Regions from separate parts of the Homo sapiens genome. Here region 1 is linked to region 2. A link is an interaction called in ENCODE POLR2A ChIA-PET data of the cell type or tissue named here. Cell type or tissue: B cell. All regions are shown on one strand. Each heading gives the region's core, and the rest is flanking DNA. Links, peaks and the distances in the headings are about the cores only. Region 1 overlaps RRP1 (ribosomal RNA processing 1). Region 2 overlaps PKNOX1 (PBX/knotted 1 homeobox 1).

Region 1 (4,380 bases), core at 157-4,156, 820 kb before region 2:
TGCAGTGAGCTGAGATGGTGCCCCTGCACTCCAGCCTGGGCGACAGAGCGACACTTTTTCTCCAAAAAAAAATAAATATGGTCAGGACACCGTGAGAAGGTGGCCACTGATTAAGATAAGCCAAGGAGGGGGCCCAGGAAAAGCAACTCTGCCGACACTCCCTCGGAATCCTCCAGAACGGAAACTCACCCTCCCAGGCCTAAGCTGCCCAGTCCCTACTATTTTGTTCTCGCAGCTGGAGTGGACAGACACAAAACCCATTCATTGGTTCTGTTTTTTCTGAAGACCTTAATCTAGACAGATGGAGGGTGGCTGGCGGGACAGGTAGAGAACAGGCATGCGCTGTGCACACACTGCCCCAGCTCTGCCAGCTGAGAACACCTGTGAACAATGAGATCGGAATAGCAAGGGCCCAGCCAGATCGGCTTCTAAACACCACCCTCCCCTCACAGGAGCTAGAGATCTTCAGAGAAATGAGAGAATCTGAACAGGGCCCTAGGGCTGCAAACGACTTCACTGAGACAACCAAGGACTGAGGGTTCGAGGGTTGGACACAGTGAGGTATCCACGCTAATTCCCTGATTTTTCCTGGTTTGAGACGGGGTCTTGATGTTGCCCAGGCTCACTCAAATTCATGGGCCCAAGCGATCCTCCCGCCTTGGCCTCCAGGGTAGCTGGGACTACACACATGCCACCACACCTGGCTCTAGCTCCCTCTGTGACCACTGTGCTGTGGTTAAGGGAATGTCTCTGTAGGAGGAAATGGGCCACAAAGTATCCAGGGTGCTGGGGCACCAAGTCAGGAAATGCTCTCAAAAGGCTCGGGGGAGAAATGCTGTGTGTCTGCAATGTTTCTGTAAGGTTGAGAGATTGTTTTTCCAGGAAAAAGCAACATCATCCTCATCCCAGCCCTGTGCTGTTACTCCCACTCCACAGGCAGGCGAGTGGAACCACAGGTGCTTCCCGTCCTGGTCACAAAGTCAGAGTGGCTGGGCCAAGTGTCCTGAGAAGAGTCACCTCCTGGGATCCCATCAGCCTGGCCATAGCAGAACACCCAGACAGGGGCCCATCCCCGAGGCTCAACTCAACGCATGCAGCCACTGTAGAAAAGTCTGGAAAGTAGTTCTTCAACCGACTAGACATGGTGAGCCCAAAACCCAGCCATGACACTCCTAGGCATCTGCCCCAGAGGAATGAAAGCATCCATCCCCTGCAAACTCATCCTTACACAGCAGCGTGACTCAAGACGGCCAAAGGCGGAAACACCCCAAACGTCCATCAGTGGACAAACGGGCAGATGCAATGCACTGTCTGTACCGTGGGATGTCACTCAGCCATATGAAGGAAAGACTCCAGTGTGGATGAGCCCTGGAACCACGGTGCTGCGTGATCCCGTAACACATGGCCAGAACAGACACGGCCCGGAACCTGAGGCCGGGAGGATGCGTGCAGGTGGCGGGGAGACAGAGGGGCGATGGCCCAGTTTCTTTTGGGCTGAAAATGGTCTAAAGTTGACTGTGGTGATGGCTGTACAACTTTGAATATGCTGAAAACTCGAATTACACACTTCAGTTGGGCGAACTGTACTCCATGTGAATTACCTCTCGATGGTTCTCTCCTGGGCTCAGGCGCTTCTCCCACCTTGGCCTCCTGAGTAGCTGGAACTACCATTCATGTGCGGAAATAAAACAACTCGGTCTCAAAAAAAACTCAACTCAAAACTCAGTCTCAAAAATAAAAAAATAAAAAAGTAAAAGAGGCTACCAATAGGAGAGGAATTCAGTCATTCATGTCATAAGCACAATGCGGTTATTTAAAACAATTCTGAATATGGGGAAACGTGCACCCAGCAGGGCCTGGAAACAGCCAGAGCGTGACAGTGCCGGCGCAGCCATGAAAAACCCCTCCCTGTGAACACACATGTGAAAGAAGATGCAAAGTCACTGTGGCTTCCAGTTTCACAACTGCAATTCGGCATCTCTAATTTGCTTTTTTCCAGAAACTTCTGTTAGCATGGTTGTTTCCTTAGCTTTTGACCAAAGAAACTTCAAAAACAAGAAAGCGTTATAATGCACCCCGTTCCCTTCCAAAGGCCTCCAACTGCAGGGGCTCGTCCCAACAGGCCCTGCTGGGGGTAAAGAGGCCAGGCCCAGGGGAACACTGACCAGGCCCAGGGGACACTGCCCAGACCTGACGCTCGCCACCGGCAGTTTACGTTAGACACGCTTGTCTTTTTTTTTTTTTTTTTGAAACAGAGTTTCCCTCTCGTTGCCCAGGCTGGAGTGCAATGGCGTGATCTTAGCTCACCACAACCTCTGCCTCCCAGGTTCAAGCAATTCTCCTGCCTCAGCCTCCCGAGTAGCTGGGATTACAGGCATGTGCCACCACGCCTGGCTAATTTTGTATTTTAGTAGAGATGGGGTTTCTCCATGTTGGTCAGTCTGGTCTCAAACTCCTGACCTCAGGTGATCTGGCCACCTCGGCCTCCCAAAGTGCTGGGATTACAGGTGTGAGCCACTGTGCCTGGCCACGCTTGTCTTTTTAAGTTCCTTTGGGGAAAGAACCCTAACCCCTAGAACAGGGGCCCTGGCCTTCCCTCTCCTTGGCCCCTAACTGTGCCCTAAGCCTGCCCCGGCCGCCCAGCTGAGTGGGACTGAAGGAGGTGTCACCAGGTGCCACCTGCCCGGGGTTGGGGGACACTCGAATGCAGCAGGGCTTTGGGGAACCGGATGCAGTCCAGGGTCTGCACAAGGCCAGCCACAGCCTAGAGGTCCTTCCTGGTCCCAGGCCCACTCCAAGCCCTGGCCTCTCGCTGGATCCCACACGGCCTGGCTGGCTGGGCACCCATGGAACAGAAGATGCGGGCAAAACCCAACGCAGCGGCCCCTTGTCACCTATGCAGGCTGTGGCCACAGCGCTGGCGGCAGACAGGCCCTTGTTCCATGCAGGTGGAAAGCCCTGGGCTACTGTCAGCTCTCCGTCGCCACAGTGGGGACCCGCCACCTCCCTCACAGGCTCCAGCAGGTGTGAAGGGGAGAGGGGCAGGGAGGACGCTGAGGGTGACCTGGCTGAGGGAAAGAGGTGCGCAGCCTGCGGACCCGCGGGTACCCAGGATGGCGGGGCGCTCCTGCCTCCAGGAACAAGGCTCTCGCGGAAGCCAGGTCTTCCCACCACACACACGCTCACCCCGGGCAATCCAGGCCTTACTGGAGCTGAATTCCTTGCACAACTCTAGACCCCAGATTGAGGGGGAAGCAAAAGAGCCCCGTCCAGACAGCCCTGTTAACACCTGGGCAGTTCTGTGAAAGGAGAAATGTCTTGCAAGATTTTTCCACAAACATGAATATAAACCACCACACTGCTCGGAGGCTGGCGCCTGCCACCTCCCACACGTCCGTAGGACACACCTGAAGCGACACTTCCCCTGGCAAGGGCTGCGCGGCATTTTATTTTCTGAACCCCCCACAGCAGGGGCGGCCAGTCCTGCTGCAGGCAGAGTTTCAGTCTTCGGAGTTTGACCTTCTGGCCCAAGGTCATCACAGCCACAGGCGGAGGCTCTGGGGAAAGGTCCAGTTCCTGGGATGCTGGCCCCTAATGATGGGCCCATCTCTCCAGTGCCGCCCTTCCCTCCCGCCTGGCACAGGAGTTCTGGAGCCACGGTCCTGAGTCTACAGAACAGCCCGGTCAGCCTCGTCCCGCGGTGCAAGCGAGGCCTGGCCTCCCTCCCTGCCTGTCCTTGGCCCGGCCACATCACTCCCTGCGTTTCTTCTTCTTCTCCGGCTCCTGGACATTGGCCGCCTTTGCTCGGGCACTGGTCAGGGGCCGAGGTGTCCTCCTTCTCTGGCGAGCCCCTCTCTGGCCACGGCCCCTGGGCTGATCTCGGAGCAGGGCCCGCTCAGCTGTGCCTGGCTGCTCACCAGCCTCTGCCCGCGCCTCGGGGTCGGCCCCTACACCCCTCCTCCTGCTCCTCTTCCTCTCCATGCCCGGGCTCGGGGGCTCCTTCTCACCTTTCCCTGACAAAACAGCAAGACCCCATGAGCCAGAGAATGCCAACACGGGCTCTTTCCACTTACTCCAACTCAGGCTGAGGATGCCAGCACCACAGACCTGGGAGGACAACACGGCCACAACAGCCAGCCAGACGCATCCCGTGTCCAGTGTGGGCGCCAAGCTCCATCCACACGGCTCAGGACCTCAGCAAGGGCTGACCTCAGAAGGACCAGCGTGAGGACAGGGTCATGAGACCCAGGAGCAAAGGCACAGAGGAGTAGGCAGGACTGGGCTCAAGGCAGAAGGGGAGGTGGAAGAACAGGACGCCAGGCAGTGCCAGGTCCTGAACGCCAGGGCCGACAGGGTTCACACAGCCAAGGGCCGGCTACA
Region 2 (4,380 bases), core at 279-4,278:
ATCCTAGCATTTTGGGAGGCTGAGGCAGGCAGATTACTTGAGGTCAGGAGTTCAAGACCAGCCTGGCCAACGTGGTGAAACCCCATCTCTACTAAAAATGCAAAAATTAGCCAGGCGTGGTAGCAGGCGCCTGTAATCCCAGCTACTCGGGAGGCTGAGACTTGAGAGAATCACTTGAACCCTGGAGGTGGAGGTCGCAGTGAAATCGAGATCACATCACTGCACTCCAGCCAGGGTGACAGAGTGAGACTGACTCAAAAAAAATAAAAAATTGAAACAGAAACATACATTTAAGTAATCAAGTAAAATACATCTCTAAGCAATGTTATCCTGACCAGTCAAAAGATCCATGAGAAAACTATCACAAAAGCTGAAAAAAATGGAAAAAAACTGAAAAAAACAGGTTGGGGATAGGCCGGGCCCAGTGGCTTACATCTGTAAGCCCAGCACTTTGGAAGCCCGAGGCGGGAATATTGCTTGAGTCCAGGAGTTCAAAACCAGCAACATAGTGAGACCCTTTATCAAAAAAAAAAAAGTTGGAAATTATTCAGTCCCTTTTTACGTTTATTTTACAGAAGAAATGAGGAAAGAGACATCAAACAGAAAAAGGAAGGGATGAGGGAGATTCTACAAAGAAAGAAGTCCTGAGAAGCCAAAGACCAGTGAGGGGGTCCTCATCCAGCCCGCAGGGTCCCCAGCCTGAGAAGTCAAAGACCAGTGAGGGGGTCCTCATCCAGCCCGCAGGGTCCCCAGCCTGAGAAGCCAAAGACCAGTGAGGGGTCCTCATCCAGCCCGCAGGGTCCCCAGCCTGAGAAGCCAAAGACCAGTGAGGGGGTCCTCATCCAGCCCGCAGGGTCCCCAGCCTGTAGACCCTAACCAGTATCCCAGGGACCAGGCTCCCTCTCATCAACCCACTCCGTTCCTGGGCCAGCCCTGACCAAGGAGCCTGCCCTGCTGTCCCAGTGGCCTGGGGGATCAGCACAACTGCTCTCGGTGAAGCATGGGAGCCACCGGAAAGAATCTGACCCTCCACAGTGACTCTCAGCAAAGCGTGTCCCAGCGCTCAATGGGAACTAGTCACTGAAGCAGAGTTCTAGACTTCAGCTGTTAGAACTACTCACATATATTCCTTTACAATTCTAATGGTGATTTAAGAGCTATTTCTTTAGGCTCAACTTTTACATAGACAATACTGTATACCAATCACAGCAAGGCATGAGTCAGCTGAAGGAGAGTAGCTCACCAAATCCCCATGTGTTTTTCATATCTCCCAACAGTTCTGCTATTTGATTCCATTTAGATCCAGACCAACTTTGATTTGGTCCAAGTAAGAACTGAGGGCTGGCCGGGCACAGTGGCTCACGCCTGTAATCCCAGCAGTTTGGGAGGCCGAGGTGGGCGGATCATGAGGTCAGGAGTTTGAGACCAGCCTGGCCAACATAGTGAAACCCCATCTCTACTAAAAATACAAAAATTAGCTGGGTGTGGTGGCACGCGCCTATTTCAGCTACTCAAGAGGCTGAGGAGGGAGAATCACTTGAACCCGGGAGGCAGAGGTTGCAGTGAGCTGAGAGTAGGCCATTGCACTCCAGCCTGGGTGACAGAGTGAGACTCCGTCTCAAAAACAAAAACAAAAACAAAAAGAACTGAAGGTGTGGGAGGTGTGACCAGCAAACATTTTCTGTAAAGGGCCAGAAGGTAAATATTTCAGGTTTGTGGGTCACATACTGTCTGTATTACGTATGCTTTCTTTACAGGTCTTTAAAAATGTAGAGGCCGGGTGCGGTGGCTCACGCCTGTAATCCCAGCACTTTGGGAGGCCGAGACGGGTGGATCACGAGGTCAGGAGATCGAGACCATCCTGGCTAACATGGTGAAACCCTGTCTCTACTAAAAATACAAAAAATTAGCCAGGTGTGGTGGTGGGCACCTGTAGTCCCAGCTACTCTGTAGGCTGAGGCAGGAGAATGGCGTGAACCCAGGAGGCAGAGCTTGCAGTGAGCCGAGATCGCGCCACTGCACTCCAGCCCGGGTGAAAGAGCGAAGACTCCATCTCAAAAAAAAAAAAAAAAAGTAGAAACCATTCTCAGCCCTAGGGCCATACAAAAAAAAGGTCAGTGGGATCTGGCCCATAGGCCTGTGGTTTGCCAATCCCTGACCAAAATTATAGCTGTTCAAAGACAAGTGATACTTTTTAAAAAATCTTACTAGACTTTCTTTTCCTCTTTCTAGTACCCAGAGGAGTCAGAAAATCTGAGTATACATATATATATATATATATATATATTTTTTTTTTTTTTTTTTTTTTTGAGAGGGAGTTTAGCTCTTGTTGCCCAGGCTGGAGTGTAATGGCACGATCTCAGCTCACTGCAACCTCCGCCTCCCAGGTTCAAGCGATTCTCCTGCCTCAGCCTCCCGAGTAGCTGGGATTACAGGCATGCGCCACCACGCCCAGCTAGTTTTGTATTTTTAGTAGAGACAAGAGTTTCTCCATGTTGGTCAGGCTGGTCTTGAACTCCTGGCCTCAGGTGATCTGCCCACTTTGGCCTCCCAAAGTGCTGGGATTGCAGGTGTGAGCCACCGCACCTGGCCTGAGTATACTTCTTTAAATCCACCTAAAATGTGCTCTCTGACTCAGTTTAGTGACACTATCCTGTGTACTGTAATGTAATATACTAGACGCTGCCTTGCTGGAGGAGTCCACACAGCCCCATCCCCCTCACCAGGTGCCGCGCCTAGCAGAGGACCAACTCCCAGAGTGCCACCTCCTAGCTGCTACCCAGAGCAGTGTTGACTAATGAGCAGCCACAATTCCACTGGAAATTCTAGGGTAATTCCAGTTCTAGCAAACAGTAACACTGAGGCATTTATAAAGCCAGAAAACGACTGAAGACAACACAACAGTCAGATCCAGAGACTGCATCTCTAGGTATTGTGTTTTGTTACCAGTCCTCCCAAAATACCTTCTCCAGGACACCTTTTAGGACACTAACTATACATCATGACAGTTAAGTGAGCTTTCATTTTGTGTGTGAGAAGTTTTAGGCACCTGTGGTTCAGAAACCACAAGCCAGTTGTCCATCTCTCTTCCACCCTGGCTTCCACAGCTCCTATTCCAAAGAGATGTTCAGTCAATAAATGACTCATTCTGAGGAAAACATTTGTCAAGAAATCACTTTTTTTTTGTTTTTGAGACCAAGTCTCACTCGGTCACCCAGGCTGGAGTGCAATGGCATGATCTCGGCTCACTGCAATCTTCACCACCCAGGTTCAAGGGATTCTCCTACCTCAGCCTCCCCAGTAGCTGGGATTACAGGCACCTGCCACCATGCCTGGCTAATTTTTCTATTTCTAGTAGAGATGGAGTTTCACCACCTTGGCCAAGACGGTCTTTAACTCCTGACCTCATGATCCACCCGCCTTGGCCTCCCAAAGTGCTGGAATTACAGGCATGAGCCACTGCGCCCAGCCATCACTTTATTTTTCAAACAAGGTTTGGCGAGGTATCATTTGAAGTGTAATATTCAAATAAAATCATAGATCGTAAATCCTGTTAAAATCTGTATCAAAAAGTATTTCTAACCCAAAGGCCCACATATGTCCCCTAAAGACAAAACAAAATTCTAGTATCAAAGGTATTTTACATTTTAATGGTTTTGCAATTTTTTTTTTAATTTTTTTTTTTTTTTCTGAGACAGAGCCTCGCTCTGTTGCCCAGGCTAGACTGCAATGGCACGATTTCAGCTCACTGCAATCTCCACCTCCCAGGTTCAAGCAATTCTCCTGCCTCAGTCTCCTGAGTAGCTGGAATTATAGGCACCCGCCACCATGACCAGCTAATTTTTTTGTATTTTTAGGAGAGACTGGGTTTTGCCATGTTGACCAGGCTGGTCTCAAACTCCTGGTCTCAAGTCATCCACCCGCCTCAGCCTCCCAAAGTGCTAGGATTACAGGTGTGAGCCACCACGCCCGGCCTGCAATTTGTTTTAACAGACTCTGAGCTGGATGGTCTGTTACAGCTGGTAAATTTAAATTCGCATCAAAGTTTTAAGACCCTGGCCGGACGTGGTGGCTCACTCCTGTAATCTCAGCATTGTGGGAGGTCGAGGCAGGCAACTTATTTGAAGTCAGGAGTTCGAGACCAGCCTGGCCAACATGGCAAAACCCCGTCTCTACTAAAAACACAAAAATGAGCCAGGTGTGGTGCCTTGCACCTGTAATCCCAGCTACTCAGGAGGCTGAGGTCAGAGAATCACTTGAACCCAGGAGGTGGAGACTGCAGTGAGCCAAGATCACTCCCCTGCACTCCAACCTGGATGACAGAGTGAGACTCCGTCTCAAAACAAACAAACAAACAAACAAAAACCAAAAAACAAACAA

The links. Peaks named below come from ENCODE experiments on the same cell type or tissue, not always from the same donor. Only the 100,000 strongest peaks of a DNase experiment are listed, where the experiment ranks them.
Region 1: POLR2A ChIA-PET joins it to region 2 with 10 read pairs; 2 of 35 experiments call an interaction of 5 or more read pairs at or near these places.

The regions. Positions count from the first base shown.
Region 1 is chr21:43,803,145-43,807,524 of GRCh38, reverse strand. RRP1 (ribosomal RNA processing 1) reads right to left here. Exons shown (of 13, transcript NM_003683.6): 13 at 2,232-4,013. The coding sequence ends at 3,751. It overlaps AATBC (apoptosis associated transcript in bladder cancer), which reads left to right. Exons shown (of 2, transcript NR_026961.1): 2 at 937-1,767. Among named protein-coding and RNA genes, the nearest start is that of AATBC, 7.2 kb to the left of the region's middle. RefSeq lists enhancers at 1,261-1,560, 1,921-2,060, 2,111-2,340. In B cell, for the core only: no CTCF peak of the experiment used is centred there; a DNase peak (open chromatin) is centred at 1,874; H3K4me3 peaks cover 676 bases; H3K27ac peaks cover 713 bases.
Region 2 is chr21:42,985,312-42,989,691 of GRCh38, reverse strand. All of the region lies in intron 1 of PKNOX1 (PBX/knotted 1 homeobox 1), which reads right to left. Among named protein-coding and RNA genes, the nearest start is that of PKNOX1, 13 kb to the right of the region's middle. RefSeq lists a silencer at 682-848. In B cell, for the core only: no CTCF peak of the experiment used is centred there; no DNase peak of the experiment used is centred there.